Linked DNA regions of Mus musculus: regions 1, 2, 3, 5, 6 and 7 are each linked to region 4. The links are chromatin loops, found by intact Hi-C in ENCODE. Cell type or tissue: heart. All regions are shown on one strand. Each heading gives the region's core, and the rest is flanking DNA. Links, peaks and the distances in the headings are about the cores only.

What was found. A loop is a pair of places that touch in the nucleus more often than their neighbours do. Peaks named below come from ENCODE experiments on the same cell type or tissue, not always from the same donor. Only the 100,000 strongest peaks of a DNase experiment are listed, where the experiment ranks them.
Region 1: it touches region 4 in a loop (3-fold over the local background); 2 of 42 quality-filtered maps call a loop at or near these places.
Region 2: a loop joins it to region 4, with 2.7 times the contacts of the local background. A loop is called at or near these places in 3 of 42 quality-filtered maps.
Region 3: a loop joins it to region 4, with 2.6 times the contacts of the local background. A loop is called at or near these places in 3 of 42 quality-filtered maps.
Region 5: a loop joins it to region 4, with 2.5 times the contacts of the local background. A loop is called at or near these places in 2 of 42 quality-filtered maps.
Region 6: it touches region 4 in a loop (2.1-fold over the local background); 3 of 42 quality-filtered maps call a loop at or near these places.
Region 7: it touches region 4 in a loop (2.3-fold over the local background); 2 of 42 quality-filtered maps call a loop at or near these places.

What each region holds. Positions count from the first base shown.
Region 1 is chr9:95,146,829-95,151,143 of GRCm38, forward strand. The region is part of intron 14 of Slc9a9 (solute carrier family 9 (sodium/hydrogen exchanger), member 9); the gene reads left to right. Among named protein-coding and RNA genes, the nearest start is that of Gm32018, 160 kb to the right of the region's middle. In heart, for the core only: no CTCF peak of the experiment used is centred there; DNase peaks (open chromatin) are centred at 2,553 and 3,463.
Region 2 is chr9:95,403,865-95,408,179 of GRCm38, forward strand. Chst2 (carbohydrate sulfotransferase 2) reads right to left here and starts at 3,406. Exons shown (of 2, transcript NM_018763.2): 1 at 2,713-3,406; 2 at 1-2,609. The coding sequence starts at 2,427. The coding sequence ends at 835. In heart, for the core only: a CTCF peak has its summit at 1,766 (motif pointing left); DNase peaks (open chromatin) are centred at 1,777, 2,317, 2,957 and 3,507; H3K4me3 peaks cover 3,008 bases; H3K27ac peaks cover 2,429 bases; H3K27me3 peaks cover 877 bases.
Region 3 is chr9:95,164,468-95,168,782 of GRCm38, forward strand. All of the region lies in intron 14 of Slc9a9 (solute carrier family 9 (sodium/hydrogen exchanger), member 9), which reads left to right. Among named protein-coding and RNA genes, the nearest start is that of Gm32018, 140 kb to the right of the region's middle. In heart, for the core only: no CTCF peak of the experiment used is centred there; a DNase peak (open chromatin) is centred at 1,984.
Region 4 is chr9:95,277,932-95,282,246 of GRCm38, forward strand. No RefSeq gene overlaps it. Among named protein-coding and RNA genes, the nearest start is that of Gm32018, 30 kb to the right of the region's middle. In heart, for the core only: no CTCF peak of the experiment used is centred there; a DNase peak (open chromatin) is centred at 2,150; H3K27ac peaks cover 964 bases.
Region 5 is chr9:95,192,098-95,196,412 of GRCm38, forward strand. The region is part of intron 14 of Slc9a9 (solute carrier family 9 (sodium/hydrogen exchanger), member 9); the gene reads left to right. Among named protein-coding and RNA genes, the nearest start is that of Gm32018, 120 kb to the right of the region's middle. In heart, for the core only: no CTCF peak of the experiment used is centred there; a DNase peak (open chromatin) is centred at 2,234; H3K27ac peaks cover 1,919 bases; H3K27me3 peaks cover 573 bases.
Region 6 is chr9:95,169,979-95,174,293 of GRCm38, forward strand. All of the region lies in intron 14 of Slc9a9 (solute carrier family 9 (sodium/hydrogen exchanger), member 9), which reads left to right. Among named protein-coding and RNA genes, the nearest start is that of Gm32018, 140 kb to the right of the region's middle. In heart, for the core only: no CTCF peak of the experiment used is centred there; no DNase peak of the experiment used is centred there; H3K27ac peaks cover 236 bases.
Region 7 is chr9:95,184,086-95,188,400 of GRCm38, forward strand. The region is part of intron 14 of Slc9a9 (solute carrier family 9 (sodium/hydrogen exchanger), member 9); the gene reads left to right. Among named protein-coding and RNA genes, the nearest start is that of Gm32018, 120 kb to the right of the region's middle. In heart, for the core only: a CTCF peak has its summit at 1,706 (motif pointing left); no DNase peak of the experiment used is centred there.

The sequences.
Region 1 (4,315 bases), core at 242-4,241, 130 kb before region 4:
CCCATTCTATCTCCATTCAGGATGGGGTCTAAGTTGCTCTTTTTTCTCTCTGTGCTACACACACAGTTGTTTCACGTTTAATCTTTCCTAAGTTACGAACCATCCTCCTATAGTTATGGTTTTTTTTCTGAAAATTACACCATAGATAGCAATTCGGACTTGATAGAGAAGAGCAGTAATTTTTTTTTGATTCCACAATGGAAGCAATACGAGGCTTTGATGATAATTATTCCTCTTGTACCTCCCATGATAAAGGAAGCCTTTGAATTGCCCCTTGTAGGTGATGCTGTGCTGTGTTACCATTAGTGAAGTGATGTCAGGTTGATGATTTCTAGGTTAGTACTCTGTCATTTCGTTTAAAAATATTCAAAGGAAAAAAATGGAAATTCTTTCAAGATCAAATACATATACTGCCTCATTGTTGCCAGTATTGAATTTCACTTTCATATTTTTTTTTCTTCCCGGTGAGGGCTGGTGTCTTCTGTTTAAAATTTAATTGTTACTTAGTCACTCCTCAACTGTGGCAGCCAGGGCATATTCAAGTTGCCAACAAGTTCATGAGCTACCAGAGACACATTATCAGCATGAACTGGCTGCTGCTGGCTACACAGATTACCACCTGCAGGAGGCAGAACCTGGTGTCTCTGGAAGACAGCAGTTCCTCAGCACCTGCCTGTCTATGAAGCTGTTGTAGAGCCCACACAGCAGAGACCGCCCTTAATTAACATTTCCTTCACAGGGTGGAGATGTTGATGACACCCCCTCAGTGATGTTACACCACTTCATAAATGTGTGGACAAAGCTAACTGCATTGATGCTTAACAGAGGAAGGGCTTGATGGAGTGATAATTACCATTCTTTCTGTCGTGTGGAAAAGGGTCCATGGAGGAGTTGAAGTTTCTGAAAGTGGAATTCAATAGCGAGAAGGGAGCTTGAGTGTCCTAAACAAGGAGAGTAACAAGATGGAAAATCAGTGACAGATGTGGTTATCCATGGATAAAAGAAAGCATGCAAGGGCAGGAGAACCAGAAGAAAGAGATGAAAGGCAGTGTGTGGGGGACAAGCTAATTTCCAGTAAGGAAAGCATTTATGTATTCCACACTTACAGTGACTGTAAGAATCCTCAGCAGAATGTGTGGTGGTGCACGCCTTTGATCCCAGCACTTGGGAGGCAGAGGCAAGTGGATCTCTGTGAGTTCAAGACCAAAGTTCTGTATGAGTTCCAGGGAGAGCCTGTCTTAGAAAGAGTTAGAGGGAAGGAAGAGGAAGAGGAAAAGAATTCTCTCTTACTGTGATTGATTTATATGTTGTCTGGTGGCTTGGGTGGCTAACACTGAACCAAAGTGTCTTTCACTCATTTCCGTGAGAGTCATTTATCAGGCACTTACACACTGAATACTTCCAGGATTGGACTTGATTTCAGTGTCTTCCTTCATAAAAAGGGCAGGTGTTTCACTTGCATTTTCTTGATTTTTCTTCCTTGGGTATTGGGGGCCAGGGTATATCTTAAAGCCTCTTCTGAAGCCCCAGAAGTAAAGGGATCACCGGGTCCTTTCCATAGGGATGGAAGTCCCATTCATGAGAGCAGAGCCCTGTGATGGGAGCACTTCCCAAAGGCCCTGCCTCTCCGTGCCACTCCACTCCTGGGGGTTAGGCTTCAACAGATGATTTCTGGCCGCACAGATAGCTGAATTGTAAAGGAGCTGTGGAAGCCATAAAGGGTTATAATGGGCACCAGCTCAGGGGAGACAGGGAGAGCGCCAGCACCATGGAGGATCATTCTCCATACACAGGTTGTAAGTCACGCACGTCATGGGCAAGAAAAAGACTTTCCTTCTTAAGAGCAGAAGCATGCTTAAGCACAGAGCCACCTGGTGCCTTTGATATGATATCTAGTGACTAAGTATATGGATATGACAGGGAGAACGAACCGTTGATAGAACAATAATGACTAGTGACCAGGTGTACTATGGTGATGTGACAGGGAGAACAAAACGATCTCAGAGAGTTGTTTCCCAAATACCCGCCAGTTTCCTGCTTGGGTAAACGTTAGGGTGGTGACGGTCTCATTCCTACTTTGAATGATGTGCTGGGGCCTTCGACGTGTATGCTAAAACATAAATGTGTTAAAATACAAAAGTATCCTCCCATGAAGAGATTGAGTCTTATATTTCCCCTAATGAAGATGATCCAGTGGTATAAGTATTCCGGCCAAGGTTAAGTAGAATGCTTTCAGGCTAAAAATGCAGCTGATCTGGCATTTGACTAGCAATCTACTCGCAGAGACTGCAGGATTTCTGACAGAGGCCTTAACTAACCTAACGGAAAGTGTGTGGGTCAAAATTCGCTTTCAATGAAAAAAAAAAGGTGCTTTTTGAAGTTTAGCAGGTAAACTACAATGTCACCAGCATTTCAGTCACATTCAGCCCCCAGGGCAACTTGTTGCCTACAGAAGAGCTAATGTTGCTGTCCTTCAAAAGTAGGGGAAGAAGCCCAGGGGAGCCACCTTCCTCCCAAAGGAAGCAGACACATCCTGAACCCATTGCCTTTGACACCCCTGGAAGCTATTTCCTCAAAATTCCTTGAAAGGCAGCAGTGTACTGGGTTTCGTTGACGAGTTGCCTGTAAACACAGCCAGGACACAGGATGCTATGCAAACCCATGCCTGAGCTCCCAGTGTGTGCCAAGGAGCGGTCACTGGAAGGGTCTGCAACAGCTCTGTGCTGTCCTCTCGGCTTTTCTCTAGCATCTGCCAACCAGCACTGTCCTCCGCATCTCATGTGCTGCTGGCCCAGGCTTGGGTTACAAGCGCCTTTCTCTCTCCTGTTCCGCGTGCACTGAGTCCTTCTGGGTCCTCACAAGTGTCGCATGCTGGTACCTGTCTGGAGAGGCTGCCGGCATGGCAGGTTCAGGGTGCTGAGAGGTGAAGGGAACTCCAGAAGCAAGCACCCCATATCTTAAGCAGCTCCAGTCGTGCAAGCTCAGAAGCCTGCTCTTTAATTGACTTGACCAATGTTTCTCCTTTTGAGAGGAAAAAAAATCCCTTCACTCTATATGTGAAGTCCTCGGGCCCGTCTGTGAGCTACAATGCTCAGAAGATGAACAGTATGGTGATTGGTAATTGTACAAGCGCTTCGCAAACATCAAGTGCTTCATAAAGTTGAAATGATACTAAATTCAGTGACAGGTTTACAGGCCTGAAGGCCTGCAGACGCTCTATGCAGATAGAAACCAAAAAAAAAAATGTATTACATTTTTATTATTTTTAAATTCCTGCTGATTTCCCAGTATATCCAAGATTATGATGAGCATGTAATTTTCCTCTCAGTCTTCAGACACAGCATTTGAGAAATCTTTCCGCCTGCATCTTTGGTTCCCACAAATGTCACTCCTCCAAGATGCCTCACTGTGACATGGCCCCTGTGACATGGCCACCTTTGGCCTTCCTGCAAGGAGCTGATGTCCTCTGGCTGGCTAAGGCTTCCCCTTCCTGACCCAGCCTTGTCGGGAATGTTTGTGTTTCCAGTAGGAAATGCACCTAAATTCCTGCTGAGCCTGTTTCTCTGGTGAGCCCAGGCTGTGGCAAATGGCTAAGAAGACTGGGGGGGCTTTAGGGAGATTTCAGTTCGAGATTTTCCAAACTTCTCTTCTGGACTCATAAGTAGGTCTCGCAATCAGTTTGGTAGGCTCTTACCCAGAAGTTTTTAATACATCAGAGCACATTGCAGAATTAGAAATAAATATTATTTGTGTCGCTGGTGTCAGGGCATGCATGTGTTTGTGCTTGGGCTGAAAAAATATGAAAACAAAACAAAACAAACAAACAAAAAAAAAAAAACTAAAAAACAAACATCATTCCTTGAAGTGGTCAGAAGTGGTCATGTTCAAAAGATCCTGAATGCCTGAGCTCTGTTGGCGTTGTGCCCTGTTGTGCCCTCGTGCAGGAATTCTCAGGCTTTTCCCCCAATTGTTTTAAGTTGTCAGCAAGTTAGAGAAGTTGCTATACAACCTCAGAGGAGAGCCCTCATCCCTTGGTTTTGGAAAAGTACAGAGGTGATGCCTTTGAGCTGGACTGGGAGAGGAAGGTAGAACTTGACAGGTTCTTGGATGGGGAGGATGGGTACAAAGCACAAGTTAAGGTTCTGACTTCTTGGATACGAAACCTCAGGCTCCCTGCCCCCTCCAACCTGCCCCCTCCAAGCCACGGTTTTTTAAATCCATTAAATGAGCACAGTCACATGTGTCCTACACAAAAACTGTAATGTCCAACTGGAGCGAGCAAAATCCGTATAAGTCAAACGAACACTAGGTGTGC
Region 2 (4,315 bases), core at 200-4,199, 130 kb after region 4:
GTGCTCTTTCTTCTCTACCCTGTTTGGTTTTGCCTGTAGATTTGCTCCATTCCTGGGTACCTGGCAGGCAACGCTTTACATGTGAGAAAACAACTCTCGGTTAGTAAGAAGGCAGAGGCTTGTCCCAGCTTAGCAAGTAGATGGCTGGAAATGGAGGGACAGGGTCCACCTGAAGCTACAGAGACAAGTAACACTGGTAAAGCCGGAGTAATGGAATCAAATATAAAAAGACTATTATTTATTATCTTCTTTATTAATACTCACATATAACCTTTGCTGACACAAAAGTCTACTTTGAAGACCTGCCTCCTTGATTTACCAGCCCAGTGGGGGCTTTCTGCTCTGGGGGTCACTTCCCCCTTCTCCACCCACCCCATCCCACATCCAAATTACTCTTACACATTCACAGATACCACGAAAATTTTGTAAACAAGATTTGGGTTACTGGAACTTGATTTATCAACATTCCACTTCAATATGGAAGGGAGGAGGGAAAGAGGGAGGAAGGAGAGAGGGAGAAGAGACAGGGACACAGGGCAATCTGTCAGAACTTTCAAGTCTTGCCTTTTCTGAGGGGTGTGTGTGTGTGTGTGTGTGTGTGTGTGTGTGTGTGTGTGTGTGTGTGTGTGTTTGCACGTGTGAGTTGAGGGCTGTTCCTTGAAATGCACTGACTCAAAACGTTGACAGCAAGTGCCTGTGTGGTTATTTATATTATATATCTATAATAGAATATGTGGGCTTCCTCAGCTTGGGTCTGGGCTGTGTTTGTTTAAACACAACACCATCCTTTTTGTGGGTGTCTCCGGAGAGTGTCAGATCTCTTGGGAACCCTTCTCAAAGCCGGGGCTTCCTGAGCAAGGTCTTGCTGAGGTCTTTGACCTCCTCAGGACTGTTAACCCGCTCATAGCCCAGCACGGCCATGGGCTGGTAGCAAAACTCCTCCACCTGTTTGATCTGCTGGAAGGTGAGCGCGGTCCGCCAGGCATTGGCGGCCTGAGTGGCATTGCGAGCTGACACCACGAAAGGCTTGGAGGAGGAGCCCGAACCACTGGTCATGTTCAGGGCAAACTGCTCCATTTCGGGACTCACCAGCAGCCCCACAAAGTCATATACCCTCCGTAGGGTCTTAACGGGGTCTCCCACCAGATCCTCGTACCTCACCACCAAGTAGTGTCCCTGCAGCCAGTCAGGAGGCTGCAGGGCTGTTTGCAGCGTCTTGGCCATACTGTTGCAGATGACCTCCATTGCACCCAGAGCGTGGTAGTCTGCTGGGCCACCCATACCCTCCTTCTTGGCACCAAGCTTGTGGCCAGCAGCCTCCAGGAAGGGCATGCGGTGGGCTCTTGGATCCCGGCTTCGCACCACCTGTAGGCTTTCCCGGATGAGGCCGTGACGCGAGCGGATGCGGGAGCTGGCAACAGCACGAGGATCACGTACTAGGTGGATGACCTTGAGGTCCAAGGCTGGATCTTTAAGCAGCGGCGCCAACACAGCCACATCGAAGACCCGCACGCCCTTGATAACCAGCGTGCGGTACTTGCGACACTCCTCCTCGAAGCGTGCCAGGCGTTGAGGTGGGCACTTTTTGCACACGCGGTCGTCCACCAGTCCGACGACCTCCTTGCGGTAGGCAGGACAGAGTGGCGAGGAGCATACCACCTTGTTAGTGGCTGCCCCAAAGATGCCCAGAGTGGTGAGGTTGCGCCCCCCACTGCCTGCGGGGCTATACAGCTGGAAAACCGAAAGATCGCAGCGGTAGAGAGCGCTCAGCATGTCCCGCGCTGCCCCCTGCAGGGAAACGGCGTCCCCGGGGTACAGTTTTTGCCACACGTGCCACACAGGCTCATAGAGGAAGAACACCTCAGGGTTCTGGTTGAAGAGCTCACCGAAGAAGGACGAGCCCGAGCGCCACGTGGTGAACACATACACCAACTGCCGCTTGTCCCCTCCACCCCTGGTGCCTCGAGTAGCATTGCCCAGAGAGGCCGCAGCTCCTGCACTCCCAGCCGCGGCTGCGGGAACTGCCCCCACGCCCGCGGCAGGAGGGCGGTACGGGGTGCGGGGGTCCATGCGAGAGTGAGCGCGGGGTGGCGCTGCAGGAGGCGACCCCGGCCGTCCCCAGCCGGCCCCGGCCGCCCCTACCGCGGCACCCAGAGGCCCGTCGGGGTTGCACTGCTGCAGCGGCTCTTTATGCCACTTGTAGTCCAAGAGGTTGAGCATCGTGAGCACCAGTAGCAGTGCATAGCCCGCGCACAGCACCAGCGCCTTCCTGCGAAATACCTTCATCCCGAGCGGGGACGCAGGCCAGCGGCGTCCTGCGCGCCGGGGCCACGGCGGGAGCAGGGCCCGCTGCACGGCGGCAGGCGCGGCCGGCAGCGGCCGGGGAAGCGCACCGGGGGGCAGAGCTCGCGGCGAGCTGCGGCTCATCACAGGCACAGCCGGGGCCGGCGGCGCGGCGGAGGCGGCCCTGCAGCCCAGGAGGGGGACGCTGCAGGCCGGCTGCGGGCGCCGGGACTGGGGCCGCCGATCCGAGGCGGGCGCGGCGGCAGAGGCTGCTGGTCCCCGGCGCCCAGGGCTGGCTCTCCCATGGCAGCGGCTCCGAGAAGGACCTGCGAGGGGAAGCGGAGTGAATGGGTGAGCCCAGTCTCCGGTCCAGATGCCTCCTCCGCCTGAGTAACGCCCACCCTCTAGTCTGCGGGCTCCTCCACTCACCTGGAGCGGAGGGTGCGCCTCGGAGCGTCCCCAGATCCCCGACCGGCGGACTGTCCGGCTAGCACTCTCCTCGGTTTCTCTCCGGTTCTCTTCTGCTAGGGGTCCCCAAGCCTTCGAGGGAGCCGCGAGACTCCGCTGCCCTAGCCCTAGGCAGAGTTTTCCAGCAGCGGGCGCCCTGCACCCCGGGAGGGGAAACTTTCACCGGGCCCGGAGCCCAGCTCTGCGCTCCACCGAGCGCGGCGCGTCCCGGCTCCAGCGACGTCTCCTTAGGTCTCTCGGGACCGCTGCTTCCCTCCAGGCTCTGGGGCACGAAGCAGGCAGGAGGCGACAGTGGGGGGTGGCTTACATACGCCCCAGCTCCAGGCTGTTCTGCTCTCCATCGCTCTCTCTTGGCCTCCACGTAGCGAACCTTCCCATCCCTCCGGCGGCCGCGGATAGGGTGCAGCGCGGCCCCGCAGCGGCGGCTGCTTCTTCCATCACCCGGAGGATGTCCTGGCGGGCGGCTCAGGCGAGCCCCGGCGCTCCGTGGCCGCGGACTGGCCCAGGACTCTGTACACCTAGCTGAAGGCAAAAGAGCGGGACCCCCCACCCCCGCGTCACCAGCGGCTTCTGCCCTACGAGGTCCCGAGGCAGAGGAAGCCCCCGCCGCGGCCGCACTAAAGCGGCGCCCGGGAGGATGCTGCTACCCGACTCCCCCTACGCCGGGCGCCTGCAACGCGCTCGGGCCGGCCTCTGCGCGGCTCCTGCCAGCCCGCTCGGGGTTGGTGCGCGCCGCCGTCTGTCGCCCCGGCTCCTCCCCTTCGCCGTGCTCCCCTCCTCCTCTGCCTGTCCCACACCCGCCCTCCTCGCAGCTCCAGACTCCCGCCGCCACCTCCTTAGGGGCTGGAGATGCGACCCGGTTCAAGGAGGCGCTGCTAGGGCCTCCAGCCGTTAGTAGCAGAACAGAGCTCTAGGTGCGCCCGGGGCGCGGCGCCGGCGCCTGATTCCCAGCTCGCCCGCACAGCCGGAGACTTGGGTTCTCTGTAGCTGCACGACTCGGCTCCCAGGATTCGCTCTGGAGAAGAGTTGGTGATAAAAGTTTGAGCAGAAATACCCCGGACGTACGCTCCTTTCATCCCCAGCGGTCAGCACTGGTGTCCCCTCCTAGGACGCGAGCAGCACCGCCCAACAGCGCTGTGTGCAGCGGGAACCCAGTTCTGAAGCCTTGGCCCTGGTGCTAGCCCATTCCAGCGGGTTTGTGGTTTCTCCCTCAAGGAGGAAGTAATAAATCTTTCTGGGCCCGGGGTCACTGAAGAGGCTTCAGAGTATGCCTCTCCGCAACCTTTCCGAGTGTCCTGGATTTGGACAAGGCCACAAGGTTTCGATGATCCCACCCCCACCTCCTGCCCGGCAGATGTTCTAGGCTTGTGGAGTTTCCACCTCTGCTGACACCCTCTGAGACAGGGCTGCTGGGGGGAGGGGAGGGCGCTTTGTTTAAATTTGTGGTGTGATAGTGAGTCCATTGACTTTAAAGAGGAAGAGATGAGATCAAAGAACTTGATCGCAAAGGAAAACGTTTTTGGACGTTGAAAGTTACTTTTTAGTTTGGTCTGCGTTGGTTTGT
Region 3 (4,315 bases), core at 64-4,063, 110 kb before region 4:
GTAAAGCTTCATAGTTTGTTATCACATACTTGGCTTGTTTCCTTTTATTATTCCTGATGTCAAATCAAAATGTAATTTCTAAGCCCAAAACAAGGCTTTTCTCCTTGTTTTGTTCTTTTCTATGAGTTTTATACTCTTGGGCCTTCATCCACTTTCAGTTTGTTTCCTTTACAGTATGAGATAAGGATCCAGCTTCACTGTTTTACATAGCCGTGCTGTTTTTCAAAGCCATTTGTTGGAGAAACTGACCTTCCCATTCTATGATCTTGGCACTTCATGGAAGATAATCTGACCATGTACACAAGATTATTTATATTTCTGGTTTCTTTACCCCATTGATCTATTTGTATGCCCTTATGGCAATTCTACACTGTTTTGATCACTGTAGCTTTGAAATGTGTTTTGAAATAAGGCAGTATGAAGGCTCTACCTTTTGTCTTTGTTGTCCATGTCTTGATTACATGACAGCTCCTCTGATTCCATCTGATAAAAGAATTTTTGGTTTTGGTTTTGGTTTTTCTGAGAGTGCTGTTGGCATTTTCATGAGAATGTTACTACATTTATTAGATCAGCTTGTAATGTGGACAGTTCCACTTTCACGATCCTGTCTTCTGACACATGGCAGCAAGGGGTCTTTCCAGTTACTTCTGTCTGCATTCATTCTGGTCTTGGCCCTTCCCTGTGTTTATTTACTAACATCTTTATCCTTTTTTACCATTTCATTAACAGCACTGAGTTCTTAATTACCTTTCTTTCTTACTTATTGTCGGTATATGGTAAGTTAACTCATTCGTGCACATTGGTTTTGTATGCTACAACTTTCTGATCTAATGGTTGGTTCAAATAGTCTTCTGTAAGATTTTTATTTAAGATCTTCAATGTGTAAACAGTGATCATTTTATTACTTCTTTTCAAGATGAATCACTTTTCTTTCTTCTTGCTTAATTAATCCAGCTAGGACCTCCATTGTTACTCTGTTCAATAGAAGTGACACAAGTAAACAAGCTTGCCTTAATCCTGAAAACTTGTTTGGCTTTACACATGAAATTATGTGCAAAGTTTTCTAAAATGTATAGCCTTCTGTGCTCTTAGCCCAGCCTAGTGAACCTCTTTTATATAGTTTGTAATTATACAAATCTAAGGATACCTTTTTGAGTTAGTGTGTGAGTTACAGTGCTGTGGTGACCTGAAGAGTTTTGACCGATAAAGAAAAGGACTTGGGTCACTTCCTAAGAGAGCCATTGTTACCATGTCCTTTATCTGTCACCATTGCACATATGAATGCTTTAATCCACGCAAACATCAAGAGTGTGGAATCACAATTCAGCCCACTTTGTAGACAAGAACACTGAAGTTTGATGTCACAAAGAAAGTCAAGGAGAAAACTGGATGGTGAAGCAAAACCTGTCAGTCTCTGGCATCCATGCTGGCTCTCAGTGAGAAATTCTGGATGTAGGCTGGACCTGGGCTAGCCTCTTCTCTCCCAGAGATATCTATTACTTCTTAGGATGATGGTGTCACACCACCTTTGCTAAGGATATTTCCCCAAACCTAGTAACCAAGGATATTAATCCAGCAATCACATCTTTATGCCAACTGTCTGCTGGCTGTGGTAAAGGGTCTGCTTATGGGCCACGACCTCACTCGAGAACCAAGTCTGTGTGGTCTTTGTGGTATGTGGTCATGTCACTCTTGGCAGACATGTATGGGATCAAGATTGAATATCCAGATGATTAAATTAATACATTCAACTGGTTGACATAACTAAATATTTGACCCAGAGATTTCCCCTGTCCAGGGCAGTCCATCTCACAGCAACTGTAACAAATGCTTTCTTCAGTAAAGAACTAATGAGAAGAAGCTGGCTCTCTGTGGAGATGGGAGGGAAGTGCCGCTTCTTCTCTGCTTTCTTTTCTTCCTATAGCATGTGCTAAGGTCCGCTCAGCCAGTGTGGAATCTTGGAAGGAACCCAGCTGGAACGGTTGGGTTCTCTTCCCCATGACAATTTTAGAAGCAGATGCTAAGGAAATGCATGGAGTTTTGTCAAGAGAGTGAACAATAGCAAATAGACTAAAGGCCCCTTGCTAGAATCCATTCCTAGGGAATGATACGATCTGATGACTGAAGGCAGCAGATTCAGAGTTCAGTACTCCACACTCTGCTGTGTGCCTAGTTTCCAGCATCCTTCATCGATAGCCAGCCATGAAGCTCACAAGCTACAATCACTCCCTTCTCCTGGAGCCCAGGCTGCTTGGCCTTCAGCTCTGTTCAAGAACCAGCCTGTGGCTTTAGACATGGGATCCATCTTGGGTGCTGACTATTTGTGTAGAGAGTCCAGATGTTTCAGAAAGAGTAAGAACCCAGCATGGACATGAATAGTCTAGCTACCAACAATGTCCTGCTTGTCGGTTCTGATATCTAGACAGACATGGAGGATTATTATTTGGTTCGTAAGTGACATCAGCAAAACAAACCAAAGTTTGCAGGAATCTGTGAAAGATTAAACAAAATGAAGGTGCATTTGATGAGGACATTTTCTTTTGAGTTACAGTGGACAGGAATCACAGTAGGGAAAAATCACCTCCCAGGACCACAGTATTGTACACACACCAGGAGGAATTGAGACCGCCAGAAAACACTGGAAAGCACTTTATGAGCAACAATGATCTAGTCTCACCCTAAAAGAGATGCTCATGTAATTCATCATTCTTCCAAAGAATTATGACAGTCAGTTGGCAGTTGCAATTGCCCTGTGATCTTGAACAAGTTAACTTAATGTCTCCAGGTCTTTGGATACTTCATCGGTTTACTTTGAATAATAAGTACATGTTCAAAGGATAAAGGTGAGACAGTAATAATCATATACAGTAATAATATACTATAATAATATAATAATAATATGCCTATATACAGTAATAACCATATACCTATATACAGTATGCAGTAATGAAATATTATGATAATATAATAATCATATACATATATACAGTAATAATCATATACCTATATACAAGTCAGTCGACACATAGAGAAATAAGCACCAAAAGCCGTTGTTTGGATATTCTCTCAGCATTGCCAAACCCCTCCTCATCTTCCTCAACTTGTTCTCTCTTATCTATGAGTCTATATTGAAGAAGGAAAGATTCCACTAAGTACCTACATAGATACATGTTTTTTGAAGAAAGACTCACAAAAACAGATTGCAATGAGTGAACACATAGAGCCACCTGGTCTAGATTTTATTTGGATTAAATGTTAAAGAATTGGCCTGGGGCAGAGCCCTGGTTTGGTGTTTTAAAACCATCCTGGTGGTTTCAATATGCACCCAAACTGAGAGCCAGTGACTTAAGCCATCAGCTCCCTTCTTACTCATGAGTCTCCCTATTGAGTTTCTTCTTTAAGATACTGCTTCCAGAATTTCCCCAGTCATCAAATCTGACCTTGACACCAGCCTGTTGAAAACCTCAGATTCCTTTGCCTGTAGCAAAAACGCTAACTGGACTTCTCAGTGAGCCACTTCCAGTAAGTTGGTTGTGGTTTCTGTACAATTCTGCAGTGTACAGGTAGCCTGAGCCAGGCTTGAAAGGCCCCCATCAGGAGCCCAGATTAAAGACCAATGAGGCCTGCCTCTCCAGCATACAGCACTTGAACATGGACCAAAGAACCTGCACAGACTGTCTCTGAGCCAAAAGCTATGACCCCCATTAGGTTCTTACTGTTCCATAAAGCCTGAGACCCATGGCTTTATAACTGCCAGCTCCTCGCTAGAGTGACCTTGCCCTTTCTTCTTCCAAAATAACCCCTAAGTCTGACTCTAAGACTCAAGCTGAAATGTCACCACCACCACTATCACCATTCACCCACCCACTCACCTCTTACCCCCCCCCCCACCACCACCACCAAAGACCTGCAACTGTCCTGGATGTAATCAGCCTCTGTCTCCATCTCCAAGCTGCAAAGTATTTTTCCTTCTAATTGACTGCTGTGCCATGTGGTAATGTCCCCTAGTTCATATCTGAGCGGCCCTCCTAGTCCGCTGAACACCGCTGAGAGTGAGTGATGAGTGGAGGCCTTAGGTGCGCATGCTCATCCTGATTCTTATTCATCCTGGTTCCCAGTGAGTGACTGACACATAGAAGGAGTTCAGAGAGAGCCTGATGAGTGACACGCAGCGTCTGTGGGACCTTCTGCCACCCATCTGCTCCGAGAATCTGGGCTCCTTCTGAGTCATGCAGCGTAGTGTGCCAGAGAACCTCCATCTGGAGAGACCTCTCCCCACAGCAGCCTTCCCTTCCCATTGTTAGGCCTGTGTTGT
Region 4 (4,315 bases), core at 176-4,175:
GAGTTAAGTCATGGGCATGCAAAACCCATACTCCTTCAAAGGCATTTTATCCATAAAACTCTCCATGCTCAGTGCCCATCTATATGAGTCCTTTGGTGACTTCAAAAATGTCAGAAGCCAAGGTATAAAGCCACCAACTTCCAAATACAAAAAAAAAAAAAAAAGAAACTGGAAAAATGCAAATTAATAGCTATTTATTGCAGAAACATAACAGCATTTTAACCTTGCTAACTGTTCAACCTCGTTTTCCTAAGGATTTTATTGCATCTGAACTCTATTTGCGGCTTCTGCTCACCTTGCAAAATCTTCTGAGCAAACAGGATGATTGCCAAGAAATCATAGCAAATTGCTAATTAAGTAAGTTTCCAGTGGCCAGTCATTTCTAACTGATCCAACAAAACTCTGTTTCCTACTTTACAGGAAAACATGGTTTTGAACTTGGGTTTTGTGTGCCTATTAACACGAATAGCGTGATGTGAGATCTGAGAGCTGGTAGTGAACTCGTGAGGTGGCAGGCCTTTGTGGAAAACTAGCAACTGAAAGGAGGAGATGATTCAGATGACAGTGACTCTCAGGTGCCAACAGCACAATCCAGTGGTTTACTCAAAGCTGCCTCATTCGTTCTCTAGCACTGAGACCTTCGGTGTGTTGGGTGCCGCTCTTGGCAAAGCAACAGAAAGCTGTCATAACCATACCTTGAATACAGTTTTCTAAGCTCCTCATACCATGGGAAAGAACCAGGTAAACCTGACTAAAAGTGGATGGAACCTCAAAAGCTTGGGGAAAGCCATCCTTACTACCACAGAGTGAAGAGAATCTCACTTTGACTAAGTGCCTGCCCTGCTCATGATCTTGTGGAAGCAGCTCTACTAGATCTCGTCACTTTCCTATTAGCCATAAGATAACTCTCAGGGGGCTTGGCAGGTCCACAAGCCCATCCAGATGACCAGCCAATGGCCAGTTAGGATCAAAACCCTAACCTGACTAACCACACACTGCAGAAGGCTGTGCAAGTCTGCTGTGTCTTGGTTACTTTTTTTTTAACTCATGTGAATAGCCACCATGACCAAGACAACTTATAAAAGAAAACATTTAATTTGGGGGTCATGGTTCCAGACGTCCTTGGCCACCATGGCAAGGAGCATAGCCAGTAGGCCAGCATGGTGCTGGAGCAGCTGGGGCTTACATCTTAGCCACAAGTTGGGGGCGCAGAGAAAGACTGAGCTTGTTGTAGGCTTTTGAAACCTCGAAGCACACCCTCTGTGACACACCTCCTCCAACAAGGTCACGCCTCCTAATCTTTTCCCAAACAGCTCTACCAAGCATTCAAATATACGAGCCTGTGAGCCTTTTTCAGTCAAGCCGCCACACTCTAATACCCTTTCTGAGGGCAGCCTGTTCCCTTCATAGGATGCCTGGGAAGTTCTGTTAACTGGCATGGCTGGTGACTGTGCTAGGCCTCTTTGTCACCACCCAGAGTGGTAGTTCACTGGATCCATGACAGAAACCAGGTTGTGATCTTGAAAGTTCTAGATGTACTCTGTCCCTGTCCGTACTTACAACTTCCTTAAATATCTCTCTGTCTGTGTCATCTGGCGTCTTGAAAGCCACCCACCACTGCCCTTTCTTTCTAGCATCCATTAGTCCTTCAGATGGCCAACTTCACAAGCGAAGCATTGCCTTGGACTCTGAGCTCAGACACCTCCACCCCTCTCTGGCTGTTTTCCTCTCCCAGAAACTCCGTTAAGAGCTGTGGTTCCTCTGGTACCCAAGCCAGGCTCGGGCCTGAGGGTCAGTGCACTGGCTTCCCCCAGCCAGGCTGCTCAGCCAGCATCTACTCTTATCTCCCCCCCACACCTACCTTTTCCCTCAGCCAATCTCCAGGGACTGGAGGGCAACTACTCACCACCAAACAGTCTTTGAAGACTCTCTTCAGGCCATAGGGGAATGACGCCCAGTCCCCACACTTATCTCTAGTGACCAGGTTGGGGGGGGGGGGGGAGGGGTCTTTACAAAGGAGAAAAGAACACAGCATTTTTGCTTAGTTTTCTAACACAATAATTGACATTTTCCTCCTCACCACCTAAGATGAAATCAGCCTTCCTGTCCTCAAAGAAACAGCTGCAGAGACAGGAAATGGCTGGCCAGAAGCCAAAGCAAATGAAAGCAAGTAGGAAAGCCATTCTGACTCAGGGTAACAACAAATGATCCCAGATGATGACAAACACACAATCATGTGTCACTTAACAGAGTGACATTCCGAGAAACATGTCTGGAGTTACTTCCACTTGCACAAACATCATTGCTTAGCCGAGTGCTCGCGGTGGGCTCCTGGTAGCATCGGGCACTAGAATAACACGAGCTGTGAATGCTAGTGATCAACATGACACCAGGCTCTGTCTCTAAGTGTAAGGAGTGCACTCCAAAATAACTATTGAAGTAGAGACGGTAGCTGTAAAACAAAAACAAACAAACAAAAAAAAGCAAGAGATTTATTTAAAGATTTATTTATTTATATTTCACATGTATTAGTGTTTTGCCTGCATGTGTGTCTGTTTATCATGTGTGTGCAGTTCTTAGAGAAGCTAGAAGAGGCCATCAGAGCCTTTGGGACTGGAGTTACAGAAGCTGTGAGCTGTGGGTGCTGGGAATAGAACCTAGGTCCTCTGAAAGAGCAGCAAGTGCTACTCACAGCAGAGCTATGTCTCTACCCTGTAGTAACAGAATTTTCTTAGCATTGTCTTGTGTTGGGGACTGTATGTAAGTGTACTGTGCGTGCTATTCTTTTATAGAATTAGGAGTGGGTGGGTTTGTCTGTGTCAGCACAGCCCTCCAAACACTAGAGAGATGCCTCTTATGGCAATGCCACTAGGTGATGTGACTGTTTTGTGACCCTTTTTCTGCATTTATTTGTTTATTCATTCATTCACTCAGTGTGTGTGTGTGTGTGTTTGTGTGTGTCTATTTGTGGGTGCACGTGGGCACAGGCATGCACACGCACATGCCACCCTGCATGTTTGGAGGTCAGAGAACTATCGGAAAGAGAGCAACTTCTCTCTTTCCATCATGATCAAATCACCTTTGACAACTAAGCCATCCCATGGCCTTCCTTCATAATCCTATTGTACTATGTTGTATATATTGACTATTGTTGAGTTATAACACCAGTATGTGTCTCTGTATCTCTCTGTGTACCTCTCTGTCTTTCTGTCTCTCTCCCTATGTCTCTCTCTCTCTCTTTCTCTCTCTCTCTCTCTCTCTCTCTCTCTCTGTGTGTGTGTGTGTGTGTGTGTGTGTGTGTGTGTGTCTGTATACCTCTCTCTGACTCTCTGTGTCTTTCTGTATATCTCTTTATATCCCTTCTGTCTCTGTGTCTCTCTATGCATCTCTGTCTCTCTGCCTTCCTCTCTTCTTCCCTTCTCCCCAGTCCTGCTTGTCCTCTGCCTACCCTTCCCTGATTCCCACTATCATTCTCTCACAGACACTCCCAGTTGTCCACGCCTCTTGTCTTCGGTGGGTTTGAAACCTTGACTTGCACGATTCCTTTCTGCTGGGCAGATCTGACTGGCCTCGCCCCTGGTCCTTCAGCTTCCCCTTCATCATCCTGGGATGAGTTAGTCCAGTGGGATGGAGTTAGGAAGAGTTAAGTAGCAGAGTTGACCTTCAAAACACAAGGTCTCCACAAGTCCCATCGTTGTAATTCCTTGGGGGGTTATTCTTGTAAGCTATCCTAGATATGAGAAAACTAATTTTCCTCCAGATGGAGAGCCTGTTGTACTCACAGATTATTAAACAAACCATTCTTCTGCTACTGAAAAAAACACATACCACATTTTCATATTCAAAATTCTCATATAGAATGGGATCTATTTGTGAATTGTCCATCTGTGCGCTGATCTATACAGCTGCCCCCTGCCTCTACACATAGATTTATGATGGTGCATTTAGTATCTCAGTACTCAGCCAAGCAGCTGCCCCTTCACTGTGTGGCTTCTTGCATATTTACTGGCTGCTCATGGGCTCTGTTCCTTCACATGAAATGTAAGATCATTGCATTAGTTGCTGAATCAAAAAATGTCTGCTTTAGAATTCTGGGTATTTCATTAACATCCTAAGACAGACATGACTTGTTACAATATATGGCCTGCCCATCCAAAGATTTAAGGTTTTCCACTCCATCAGACATCAGTTTAAATTCTATCATTGCTTCATATAAGTTCTATACTTTCTCTCAAATATTTAAAATGTTGTGGTATTACAAAAGAAATGTTTTCTTAGGTCAATTTCTAAAACTATCTTTTTAAGTGATTTTATT
Region 5 (4,315 bases), core at 179-4,178, 86 kb before region 4:
AACCTACCAGAACATGGGGAGATGTAGCCATAGACATGGCTAGTAGCACTTCCCCAAAAAAATCTGTTTCCAGCCCTCTCTTCCCCAGCCCATCCAAACCCCTCACTTCCATTGGCATTTTGGATTCTCAGGGAATAATGATAGAAAGGGAGGTTCTATGCCCTGCCACTCCTTGAGTAAATTAAAAGGAAGTCTGTTTCTTAGTACTAGTAATTAGTAGTAATTCTGACATCTTGTTCCCCATCAGATATCAAAATAGAAATATATTCTCCTAAGCTACGATCCACAGACGCAAGTCAGTTGGCTGTTGTGAAGTTGCGTGCAGAGTAAACAGTGGCCAGGAAGCAGTGCCAGACCACCAAAGACTGTGTGGGGCCTGGCTTGGAGAACTGGCTGTGGGAGCCTTCCTCCCAGGACTATCAGGAGGAGGGTGCACCTCTGGAACGATCTGTGGAAGTCCTCCCCCATGCTCTAGGACTTCCGTTTCAATCATTTCCTAGAAGGAAGGAGGGGTGTTAAATCAGACTTTCAAAGTGTTATTAATAGAAGGCAAATTCTTAATGTCCAGGGGAACAGTTTGGGAAGAGTCACTATTCACAGTATCTTTCTAGAGAGAAACTTCAAGGAGATCTAGCCTTATCAGCAGAGATGATAATAAGTTATCGGCTTCTTTAAAGTTAGATCTTGGGTATCGCATTAATGAGTCAAACTTGGCTGGACTTCTATCAGATCTGAGAACTTCAAACCGAGTTCCTCCCAGCCTCAGAGCCAGGATGAAGGGAAGGCTGAGAGGGGTATATATGTCCTCCTTCCTCCAGTGTCTCTCTGGAAAGCTACAGAGGTAGGGGCTCTGGCTTTTCTCTGAGTGCTATGTCAGCCTTGGGAACCGTCTGCCAGCTCCTCCAGCGTTCACCACTGCTGGAGTCTAAGGAAGGCATGTCCACACAGAGCCATCAAGCCATGCACTTCCTGGTAGCTCAGCCAGTGAATCTCCAGGAGGTGATGGCCACAGTGTGGATTTTTCCCATCTCTCTTTTCCCCAAGGCCATCTCTAGGTTAACCTTACTTAGAGAAGAGCCAGGGGAATGTCCTTTCTCTGTAGTTAAGCCTGCTATAAAGTCAAGTGGAAGGACAGACAAAGTGCTGTCTGTAGCGGGGCTTACTCACACGCCATCCCAGCTGGTGACTAAGAATTGACTAAGAAAATGACCGTTTCCCACAAAGCCCCAAGCCTTCTCTTCTCTTCCCCCACCTCATCCAGCAGAAATGTTGTCTGGAATTTTATGTCAGACAACAGCCAACGGGGCATTTGGGTTTCACTTTCTAAATAGTAACATGATCACCTGTTGAGAGTTGGAGGAAAGGGAGATGCTTACGCCATCACATCTTTAAAGGACCAAGGGTAATATCTGTGCCTCCCCGATCCTGGTCCTTTCTGGCTTTAGCAGTGGAGGAGAAAAGCTGCCAGCTCTCTAGGAAAATCTTGCAAAGTCACCTAGAGCTGAAGTGTGGGTGAAACACCTAGTTGAGCTTGGTAAAATACAGTCCAGTTCTGGGCCAACCGCTGGGACCAGGTCACTTACAAATGTCTCATTGAGGCCTAATTCTCTCCTAGTTTAAAAAAAAAAAAAACTCTCACTTTCCTGGAATGACATTTCTCACAGGCACACTTGACTCTGTCTTATCTCTGTGTGAAACCAAGAGCTGGGACCCCTCTTATCTCTTGTTACCTTGTCCCCACACTTAACCCCCAACACCTTGGACAAACATGCTCTCCAGTACTGAAAACCACCCTTTTCTCACCCCTGCTTTTGTTCAAGCCTCTGGGAAGATCTCTCCCTCAGGCAGCCTTCCTCCAAAATGCATGCCTGGAGCAGGGAGCATCTGCGCTGCTTCCCAGGGCCTTCCCGAGGCTCTTTGGTAACTCACTTCAGATATTGATTTCTGTGAGAAACTTTCCTGAACTTTCCGCTGTTGCTCCACATCCCGCCCAGAACACAGGAGATCTTCTTCCGAGATATTTGATTGTCTCATTTTCTCACCTGAACCTTCTCCACATCATCTGCCCAGGAGCCAGTGAGTTCCCTTCCCTAATTTATACAAGAGCTATTTGTAAACTAGCTGTGGCCTTGGAAGAGTGAGGATCTGCAGGACAGGAAGAAGGCTTGAGGCCATATTTGGAAGGGAAATACAAGAGGTCCAGTTGTGTCTCTGTTGGGGGGAGGGGCAGGATGTGGTGGGTGGGAAGGCTGCCAAAGAAACTATCGGTGGTATTAGAAGAGGATGTCTGCTGCTTAGCTGAGGTGGATTTGTCATGCGGGAGAGACTCTGCTGCTTGGCGAGGATACTTGAAGATGAGGAGGATTGTGCAATTTGAAAACTTCCAGTTCCAGAAACCGTGAGATTTCCGACCATTCACCTATATTGGTTCTGCCCTGCTCAGGCCCAAGTCCTTGAACAAACATGTCCTCCCTCCTGAAAGCTCCCTGGCCCTTCTCCCTGGCTGTTCCCGTCATCTGTCTCCTTCTTTTAGTTCCCCATCACTGCCCCTACTGTCTTCTCACCTGTGGTTTTACTCTCCCCACCCCCACCCGACTGACCTCCTCACTTCACTCAAGATGATGGGCTCCAAGTCCTTCCTGCCTCTCCCTTGCAGGGCTCTCCCAGATCTGTGCTTCATCCTCCTTGCCGCTTATTGACAGCAGTGCCACATGTTCACCCTCGTCCTTCCTTTGATGGCCTTCCCACTCTGTTTTCTAGCATCCTTCATCTCCTGGGCAATGCCTCATCTTACATCTTTCTACTGCTCCATTCATTCATTCATTCATTCATTCATTCATTCATTGCTCCAGCAAGCATTTCTTTCTAAATTTTATTGGAGGTTAGAGGACAGGCTTGCTGCAGTCAGCTCTCTCCTTCTACCACAAGGGTCTCAAAGATTGAGCTCGGGTCATCAGGTTGGTGGCTAACACCTTTACCTTCTGAGCCATTTCACTGGCCCTGAGAAGCATTCCTTAAGTTCCTTCTTGATGAATTCTGGCAGTATGCACCATCTTTCTGAATGAAAGATGCATGCCCCACCCACTTTTGCAAAGCCATGGTGCAATACGTCAGTCCTTAAAGCCCCACACTCCCGAATTCCTAGCTCTAACCACTGTCTTAGGGTTTTACTGCTGTGAAAAGACACCATGACCACAGTAACTCTTATAAAAGAAAACATTTCATTAGGACTGGCTTGCAGTTCAAAGTTTAGTCTATTATCATCATGGTGGAAAACATGGTGGTATGCAGACAGACATGGTGCTGAAGAAGGAGCTGAGAGTTCTACATCTAGATCCACGGATAACAGAAGGAAACTGGCAGCCACTCTGGGTGGGGCTTGAGCCTTTCCCAACCTGTGGGTTACGACCCATTCACAGGGGTCACCTAAGACCACCAGAAAGCAGATATTTGCGTTAAGATCCATAACAGTAGCAAAATTACAGTTGTAAAGTAGCAACAAAAATGATTTTATGGTTGCAGGGGGTCACCACAAAATGAGGAAGTGTTAATGAGTTGCAGCATTAGAAAAGGCTGAGAGCCACTGCTCTAAACCATGCTCCTGCCACCGGATAGCTCTGATTTCCAGACACACCACCTGGCTCCATCTACTGAACCTCTTTGTCCTGTGACTCCCACTTTTCCACTGGAAGACCAAACAGCAGACGAACCCTGCCATTTTTTAAAAGTCATTCCTGGCCTCTGGCTGATTCTCTGCATCTCCTGGTGCATTTATCCTAAACTCTGCAAGAGAAGAACAGGAGACGTTTGGCACCATTAAAGAGGGCTCCAGTTTAACCTGCAACTGATTCTCAAGAGTCATAGACTCTGTGTTATTGTACCTAACCACAGGATTCAGTCAGCAAGGTGTGTTTGAAGCTGCATCTAATGATGTGTCTGTCCTGAGATCACTTTACGGGATTAGCCAAATTTTGTGAATGACAAAATACAGAAACATAAACATAGGAGAGTCCCCCAAGGTCATACTGAAGTCAGTGGTGAAGAGGGCTAGGGAGCTTTTTTTCTTAGGCCCATTCTTAGCTACTGGACAACAGAGAGTATCCCCCATAGCAGCTATTAAATAGGATTTTGCCTATGAAGTAGGGTTTTTTTTTTAAGTTCTTATTTGGCCATATTTCAGTGCAGATCTCATATGGGCCAAGGGTCCCTCTCAAGGGAAATTAATTACTATAAGCCTTTACAAGATGAGTTGCCGTCTCCCTGTGTTTACCAAGTTCTAGTTTACGCTTTAGTGTGTGTTTCCCAAACTTGCTTC
Region 6 (4,315 bases), core at 218-4,217, 110 kb before region 4:
GGCCAGGCCAGATTGTTCTTCATCCTAATTTTGCCACCAACATCTTTCAGTATTTTAAAGGCTTTCTCAGGGTCTCCTCTTACCTAACCCCTCTCAAAAACCTCAGGTCCAAACCCAGAACCAGCCAGGGTGAACCACAGCAGAGAGGTCCAGGAGCATCTGAATTGAGTATTTGGCTGGGCAAGAAATGCATGGTTTGTGTCCTCCCACCAAGGGCTTTCAACCCCGAGCTGAGATGATAATTTACAGACCAAAAGGGGAACCATAAGATACAAGGGAGGGAAAACAATGGGAACTCCCTAAGCCAGAGAGGCCGAGTCCCTCCTCCAGAACCAGGAACCTGAGGCAACAGGAAACACCGGATCAGGCGAGCCTCCCAGTAGACAACTGTGAGTCTTACTGCGAATGGTAGCATAATACCAACCCCCACTACACCACCGACAACTAGATGAAACGGTTTAACTGCTTTACTGGGCAGTGGTCTCCACTTTCATGTCAGTAAGGATCAAATGGTACCAAGATGGAGGATCTCCCCAGGCAAACCATACACCTGTCTCATGAGGGCATCTTCTTTCTAAGTGGTGCTACTTACTGTCCTGTCTGAGCGTCTCGTTCTTTTTCCTATGTCCCAATCAAGTCCTTTACTGATATGTCTGCCCTAACCAACCTTCCCCTTTTCCCCTTCTTCTCCCTCTCTCGCTCCCTTCAAGAGACCCTGAATGAGAGGATCTGAAAATAGCCCCGACAGGAAATTCCTCCCGTCCGCCAAGTACAGCATTGGCTTCCATTTGCTTCAAGCAGGGAAGCAGAGCGTGAGCTCTCGGTTCCACCAGGCCTTGGAAATGGCTCCCTGATAAGTTGTCTTTTGACTCTGTGATCTTTTCCAAACAATGCCACTCTCAAAGGTCAGCATAAGTGGAAAGTTCAAGGCCCACAGTGGGTGAAAGGTTTAATGTCCACTAATGCCTTTTGACCTGATTTTTACATCAATGGAACATATTGAGGCAAAATCAACAGCAGAATATAAACACCGAGACTCACGGGCAGACAGGCAAAGAAAAACAGTACCGTGCAGAAAAGTCTGTGAGGAGATTGGGACTTCAGTCAAAGTAGTCAGGATGAACATCCTGAACATCTTCTAGCAGCTAAAGAAACACAGACATCTGTATGAGCTTCTGTAACCTGGGGAAGTTCAAGAAGTTCCCAGTGGTGCTCAAGAGTGACAGAAATGACATCCTTGTGGGGACTGGAGGTTCTGATAGCGCAGAGTGCATTGACCTGGGCTCCCAGCACCATGTGGAGCTGGATCAATGTGATGGGAACAGGAGATGACCCAGGAGGGTCAGGAGCATCCATCCAGACTTCACTGTTATATAGGAGCATGGTTAGAATGGCGAAGACATTCATATGGCTCTGTAAGGTAACCTCTTATACATTCAGGCCCAGTGCTTAAAATTGATCTCCCACCCCCAATTCAGACACATTTGTGAGGAGTCCCTTTTAGAGACCCCTCCACTAAATACCACCACAGTCTAAACTTACCATGAGGGAGACCATGACTGTTCAAAAAAGAAGCCCTCACTTGGATTTATCATTGCCCCTTTGGGGGACCGTAGGCTTTTTTCTTTCCATCCTATCAAGAGCCTCTCTCATGAACTCCAGGTGAAATTCTACAATAGCACATTGCTGGTTCCCTAGTATACTCTCAGAAGACCTCCAAGAGCCATGCGCACTTGCTTTCCAGTGGAATGAACCTAAAAGTTCATATTCTTTTAACGAGTATTCTATACTATGCTGACAGATTCAAAGGGGTCATTATCACTGAGGAAAAAAATATGTGTTCACCATATGGGTGATTCCTATTCCTATTTGTAATCCATGATTAGAAGACAAGAGAGTCTTGTGACCATCAAGTACACAAAGGCATAACACCCCACTGGATAAACGAATACTTAGTGCCTACTATGTGCTGGTGTATGAATGAAAGATTTAGCCCCTATTTTCACCCATCTTTCAGGGGAATAATGTAGTGGGAGGTCAGATTAACAAGACGAATATTATACAACGTGATCATAATTGATGTAACAGGAAAGGAGGAGCTGGGGGCCATGTGAAAGGAGATAGTGAGAGAAGGGTTTTCTGATAGTGAGGTGAGAAGGCAGAGTCTCCTCAGGAACTGAGAGAACATTCTAGACAAAAGGCATGGCTTGTGCAAAGACTAGGAGGAACAGCCTAAGCACGCTTAAGAAACAGAAACCTGACTAAAATGTAGGAAAAATCAGTGAGTGAGGAGGGAAGTGTTAAGGGGAAGCCACAAGGCAGCTTGTCCCATGGGTCACAGTCACCTTAGTGGAGCTTCCATTTTAAATGGAGTACACAACCATCAGGGTTTAAACATGGGCCTGATGTGCTCTGAGTCACTTCTCTTCAGATCTCTCTGTGCTGTGGAGATTGGTGTGTGAAGCCATTTAGGAAGCCGTTGCACTGATGTAGATAAAAGATGGAAGCTACCAGGCTAGGGAATCCAGGAATCGAGACACCATGGAGCTCTTATAGTAGAGTTACAAGACATTACATATGCACTAGACATGGGAAGGGGATGAAGGCAAGGGGAAGTTAGGGCTGACTCCCCAGGGTCCTGACTCATACAAACCTGTAAGTGATGGTATTATGTACTGGTAGGAGGGATGTAGTGTGTGCATGCCTGTGTGTATGAGTGTGCGTGTGCGTGTGCGTGTGCGTGTGTGTGTGTGTGTGTGTGTGAATGTGTGTGTAAGAGAGTGTGTGTGAGTGTGTGTGTGTGTGAGAGAGAGTGTGTGTGAGTGTGTGTGTGTGAGCATGTGTGTGAGTGTGTGTGTGTGTGTGTGTGTGTATGTGTGATGGATACAGTTGACTGTCAGCTTGACTAGATGGAGAGATACCTAGAAAATTCACAAAGCATACCTCTGGGTATGTCAGTAATGGGGACTAGATCATGAGGGCTCTGATCTAGTGAATGATAAAATTAGTTTATGAATTCAAACTTTGAATAGACCACTAGGAGGCAATGAAACCGGAAAATGGGTCCTTGCTGGGAGAAGTGAGTCACTGGGGGCATGCCTTCAAAGGATCTTGTTGGCCTGCACATCTGCCTCACCACTGAGGTAATGGAGTGCCATTGGCAGGTTGCTCACAGAAGGCAGGACACGGTCCCAGCCTGTGTTCTTCCGGGTGAGAAACAGCGAGATCTGGGACCAATGCTGTGGTTCTCGGTCTACGGTGTGCCCGGATGCCTCTGAGGACCACGGGGAGTTGAGAATGGGACTGGGTCTGCAAGTCTGAGCCTCCCCTGCGTACCAGACAGAAAGGGGATGGCTGAGCCTGGCACTGGGTGAAATCGGATTTAGTTTCAGGTGAGTGATGAGAGTACACAGGGGCTGAAAGAGAGAAGGCCTTCTCTGGGAGATTTAGGCTCAGCTCTTTATGATGACGCAATCGTGGGATGACCCCCCATAGCGATCCTTGATGAAAGAGACAGTCCTTCCTTGTCCAAAATACTTTATTTATGGCAGGTATAAATGCACATGTCTTACTTCAGGTGAACCAGGGATAAAATACCTTTGGAGGGGCAGAATGCATGGGAAGGGATGCTCATTGGCTAAACACTCAGTGCCTATCAAGATACCTAATCAGCATGGAAAACTCCAGGTCTTTATGCTATGTTGTAATGGTCCTCTCCATGAGGTGTCATAGTTAAGTGTGCCAGGACAGGTAGAGCCTGCCAGGGAACTGGTTCCATGCCTGCTGTTCTCAATTCTGAGATTCCCTGGAGTTTTGAACCTGCTTCAACCTGGCCAGTTCTTCTGTCTGGTGGCACGCTCCACTTGCCCCACAGGGTCTGAACTGGCCCTGGCCCTTCTTGTTTCTCTCTTTCTCTCTCTCAGTCTCTCAATCTCTGTCTCTCTCTCTCTGCCTCTCTCTCTCTCTCTCTCTCTCTCTCTCTCCCTCTCTTCCCACCATCATCAGGTGGGTGAGCAGCTTCCTCTACCACATGCTCCCTGCACTTTAATGTTAGACCTCACAGTGGCCCAGGAACAACAGTCAACCAAGCAAGCACTTACTAACCACTCAGATACTGAGTCATGGACCATGTACTAAGAGTTCTGAACTCCTGGGTCAAAACAAACCCTTCCTACCTACAGATGTTTTCTCTGGTACATTGTTGTGATGATAAGAAACAGACTAGGGCACAGGCACAGAGGACTTGTCTGTCTGCCTTCCTTCCTTCCTTCCTTTGTTACTTTTCTTTCCACTGTAAATGCAAGAGATCCCTTGT
Region 7 (4,315 bases), core at 192-4,191, 94 kb before region 4:
AACAATACAAGTAGGTCTTACTCTGTACCTCTGACACAATGACAGAGCGATTGATTATTTTCCTGAGATGTTTCAATCCTCTGTATCTAAGAAATCATGCAACGGACAAAAATGTCATAATCCAGGCTTTGTTCCTTCATGAATAGTGGAGCTTCCTGTTTTGTTTCTCCTTCTAGGAGACAAATAGAATATTTCTGCTTGTCACAAGTACTAACTCGTATAAACTTTTACCCATTGGAGAGAGCATGGTGTATTTTCAAAATATTCTCTAAGACCATGTCTAGAACATTCTTAGACACACTGAGATATGGAATGTCAGTGTTCTCTCACATTTTTCATGATATTTAAGGTTGGTGTTCAGGATTCATGGGGGGGGGGGGGGGACAAAGTCATCCAGAGCAACGAGTAGAGCAAAAAGAACCCTCCTAACGTATTTCCTGTCCTCATGGCTGTCCGCACAATTGGATGGACATCCTAAGGAAATATGCAGCGAGCAGGAACTGTCCTCATAATTTCTCCTTTATGTCAGTAGGTTGACATTTTGCCTGCTTCTAATAGAACTGTACTTGGGCCTAATTCTCCGTGATTGTCCCTTTGTTCTCAAGGTCAAAGGTGTAGTGCTTGAGAACAGAAATGCCCAGCCTGCCCAAGAGGAAGTCTGCTTTTCTCTGGGAACTAAGAAAGACTATCTTATGACTTAGGAAAGTTAAATTCTCAGGCAATACAAGGAATTTTGAATTGGAGTAAGAAGTCCCAGGTTTAGACCCCACACCTGCCACTTTAACTGTATTCTTGTTATTAAGTCATCCTTTCTGGTGCTTTTCTTTCCTTATCTCTAAAAAGTAAGATTGTACATACATTTGGAAACACAAGATGATGTATGTGAAAGGTCAAATAAATGGTTAAGTCCTGCCCTGTCCTATATAACAGTCTGACATTTAAATGCCTGTGGCATTGACTTCCCACCTAGCCATAGGAGAGGGTCATAACCAACCAGGGAGAACAGGCATGTTGGTTTATTAATGAAGGCCATTTCTGACCCCATGCCAAAGTAATACGTCATTTCACTCCCAAGCTGTGGAAAGTCTCTGTTTGGCTTAGATAGAATGAAAATAGCAATATCAAACTTGGAAAGTCATGCTTGTGTTTGCTTTATGGCTCTCGGAGTCTTCTCTGCCTTTGCTTTCTGGGATGGTCTTCTCTTCATTGCTGATTGCAAACTCTCCCCAGTGGGAGGGAGGTGCTTACCTCTAAGGAGGTCACAAAGCTCAGAAAGACAGCTTCAGTTAGTATACAGTGGGCCTTCTCTTTAGGGAGTGTTGGTGATCAAACCTAGGAGCTCTCCTGAGCTAGGCAAGCACTCCTCTCGGCAGCTACATAGAGCCCCAGCCATTTTTAATGTATTTATTTTTAAAATAGTGTCTCACTAACTGCCCTGACTAGCCACAGATTTACTCTGTAACCCAGGTAGGCCTTGAATTTGTATCATCTTCCAGAAGAGCGGGAATTACCAATCTGAACCACCAGGTCCAACTTCAACTTGCTCTTAAGGAAAAGACTACCTGGGAACTGGAAAAATAGCTCAATGGTTAAGAACACTGGCTGCTCTTCCAGAGGACCAGAGGTCAGTTCCCAGCTTCCACGGGGCAGCTCTCAACTGTCTGTAACTCCAGTTCCAGAGGATCCAGATGCCCTCTTCTGGTCTCTTTGGGTACCAGGCACATCTATGGTACACAGACATTAATGCAGGGAAAAATACCAGCACACATGAAATAAAAACCGTTCAAAAGCAAAGTTCACTTCAGGTAGATGGAAGAAAGAGCCCATTTTAATCTGTGCTGAGCTAGATGGCAAAGGGCTCTCTGGAAATCCAACTGTTTACAGTTATTCCCTTTTACAACCTTGACCTTTCTCAGAATTCATTTCCTGGTATCTAAAAGAAGAAGCCTAAGGACATCCCACATCCTTCCAGATAAACAATCCGGTTTGACTCAACGACAATCTTAGCACTGGATGATTAGAGGCCCAGAAGATGTTTGCTAGAACTTAAATATGATTTTCTACATATGAAGGTTACAACTCTGTGGGCTTGACATTGTTTATACAGTCAAGTGAGGATGTGGGAGTCCCTGGGGCACAGACTCTTCTGAATGCCCCAACTCTCATCACCACCCTCTCTGCACACCATGGCACAGTGCCCCTACTATTCTGAGGCTCGCTAGCATAGGTTCCATCTAACTACACGTTCTTCAAAGCTCACACAAAACTGTCCACACAGAGAGTGTCCATTATGCCATGAGAGCGAACAAGAAGCTGAAGATATTCACCTCCCAACTCAGTGCAAATTCAGATTCTAAATCGGGATTTAAAAAAAAAATGTTAGATGATCTGGTTTTGTTTTACAAAGGCCAAACCACCCCCACCCCCACCCCCGCAGTTCACTCCTTTACTCTGAGCCTCTCAGAGCTCGTGTTGGCTTGAAACCAATTGTAAATCCATAGCAGCCTTTGAGAAAGATTACCCCGCAGCCCCATGAAAAGCTAAGAAAGCAGCCACTGGAATAGTTCCTGCTTTACGACCTCACTCATGGTCCCACGCTGGCCCTTCTAATCATCGTGCCTCAGAGTTTGAGCACTTGTGCTTCCTTACAAAGCTGGACATCTTGTTCTGAAGACCTGCTGACCTGAATCCTGCCAGCAAGGTCTCCATGACAGGAGGAGGGTGGCACCCAGCTCAGAAGAGACCAAGCCTCAAAAACTAAGAAAACAAAACAAAACAAAACATCAACAACAACAAAACCAAGGCACCATGTTGTTCCCCAGGAATGAGCATGCATTTGGCCCCGAGCCAGTTCATGTTCAAAGTGAAACTTTTAATTTCTTCTTTAAAATAAAGTCATAAAAACTGCCTTTAAAGTGAGCCAGACCCGTTGCACCACCAAGGCTCATTTTGTGAGCACACAGGACCCAGGGAGCAGCCAGGCTTTCCCCTTAACTCCTTACCCCTGAGAAGAGCTCCAAACTTTCCAGGCAGGGACAAGACGCCCCACGGAGAGGCCTGGGAGGAACCCGGGACTGAAAACATTCCTTCTTCTAACCTTTTTCTTTGAAGGGAATGACTAGATGGCCCGAAATACCACTTACATAGAGATTCAGGAAGGGCTCCTTTAGTACAGACAGTATCCATTTACTCAACTGAGAACGTGAGAAAGGACCTGGAAAGCCTCCACTCTCCTAGCTGAATGTAAACCAACTACAGAAAAACCAGGGAGCCCAGGCGGTCCTGGGTATCCACATTTGTCGGGTATCCAGGCTCTGAGAAAACAAGAATAATCTGGTTTTAAAAGAATCATAAAGAGAGCCAAAATAACAAGCAACAATTTGGTCTTGCTTTTTTTTTTCCTTTTCTATTTAGTCTTATGAAAAAATTATTGCAGACAGAATAATTACAAAGTGCAATCATAGATGAAAACACCCCTGATGTCGCCTTAGTCTATTAAAAAAATATAATGTAACGCTGTGGAGGACTAACTTGGATTCCCCCCATCACACCACATGGCCCCCTGAGCCCTGCAACCTTCCCAAGCTAAGCCTCCAGCTACTCATGGATGAAGTGAGTAACCTTCGGAGGAATTTTAGAGATAATCTAAGAGCCCTTCGTGTGTGTGTGTGTGTGTGTGTGTGTGTGTGTGTGTGTGTGTGTGTTCAAAAGGTAGAAACTTCTTTATGGGAACGGATCTTGAAATCCAAAGAGAATCTCTGCAAGGCTACGGAGGGTGAAAGCACTCGAGAAGCATATTCCAGCCCTGCTCATGTGTATACGTGTCACGTAGCCAACCAAGACAGGTCTGGAGCTGGTAAGCTTTTTGGAGATTTCTGTAATCCCTATGGGACACACAGCGGGAAACTCTGATCCTAGAGGAGCTGGAGTGACTTCTGGAAGGCCATCCAGTTGAGTCAGTCAGTGTTAAGATTAAGATTCAGGCCAGGCAAGCTGGGGTAGTGAAGCTGGACACCAGGGAAGCAATCACACTACATGCATGGCATTTACCTGGGCCGTGCGTGGGCTCAGTGCAGTTAATGTTGGGGGCTGTTTAACCCCCACAAGCCTGGTTCTCGATCTTATCATCTCCAGGGCCGGGTTGACAGACACAAGACCGTAGTCACCAAGGTCTCCACTCAGGTCCGTGTACTTGGTTTAAAGTTCCACACAACTACTGGTTTGAAATAGTGGTTGTTTTTAAACATTTCTATTCTGCATTGATTCCCCGAAAATTAAGTAGAGAGTCCTCATTATTTCCATTTTACAGATGTGT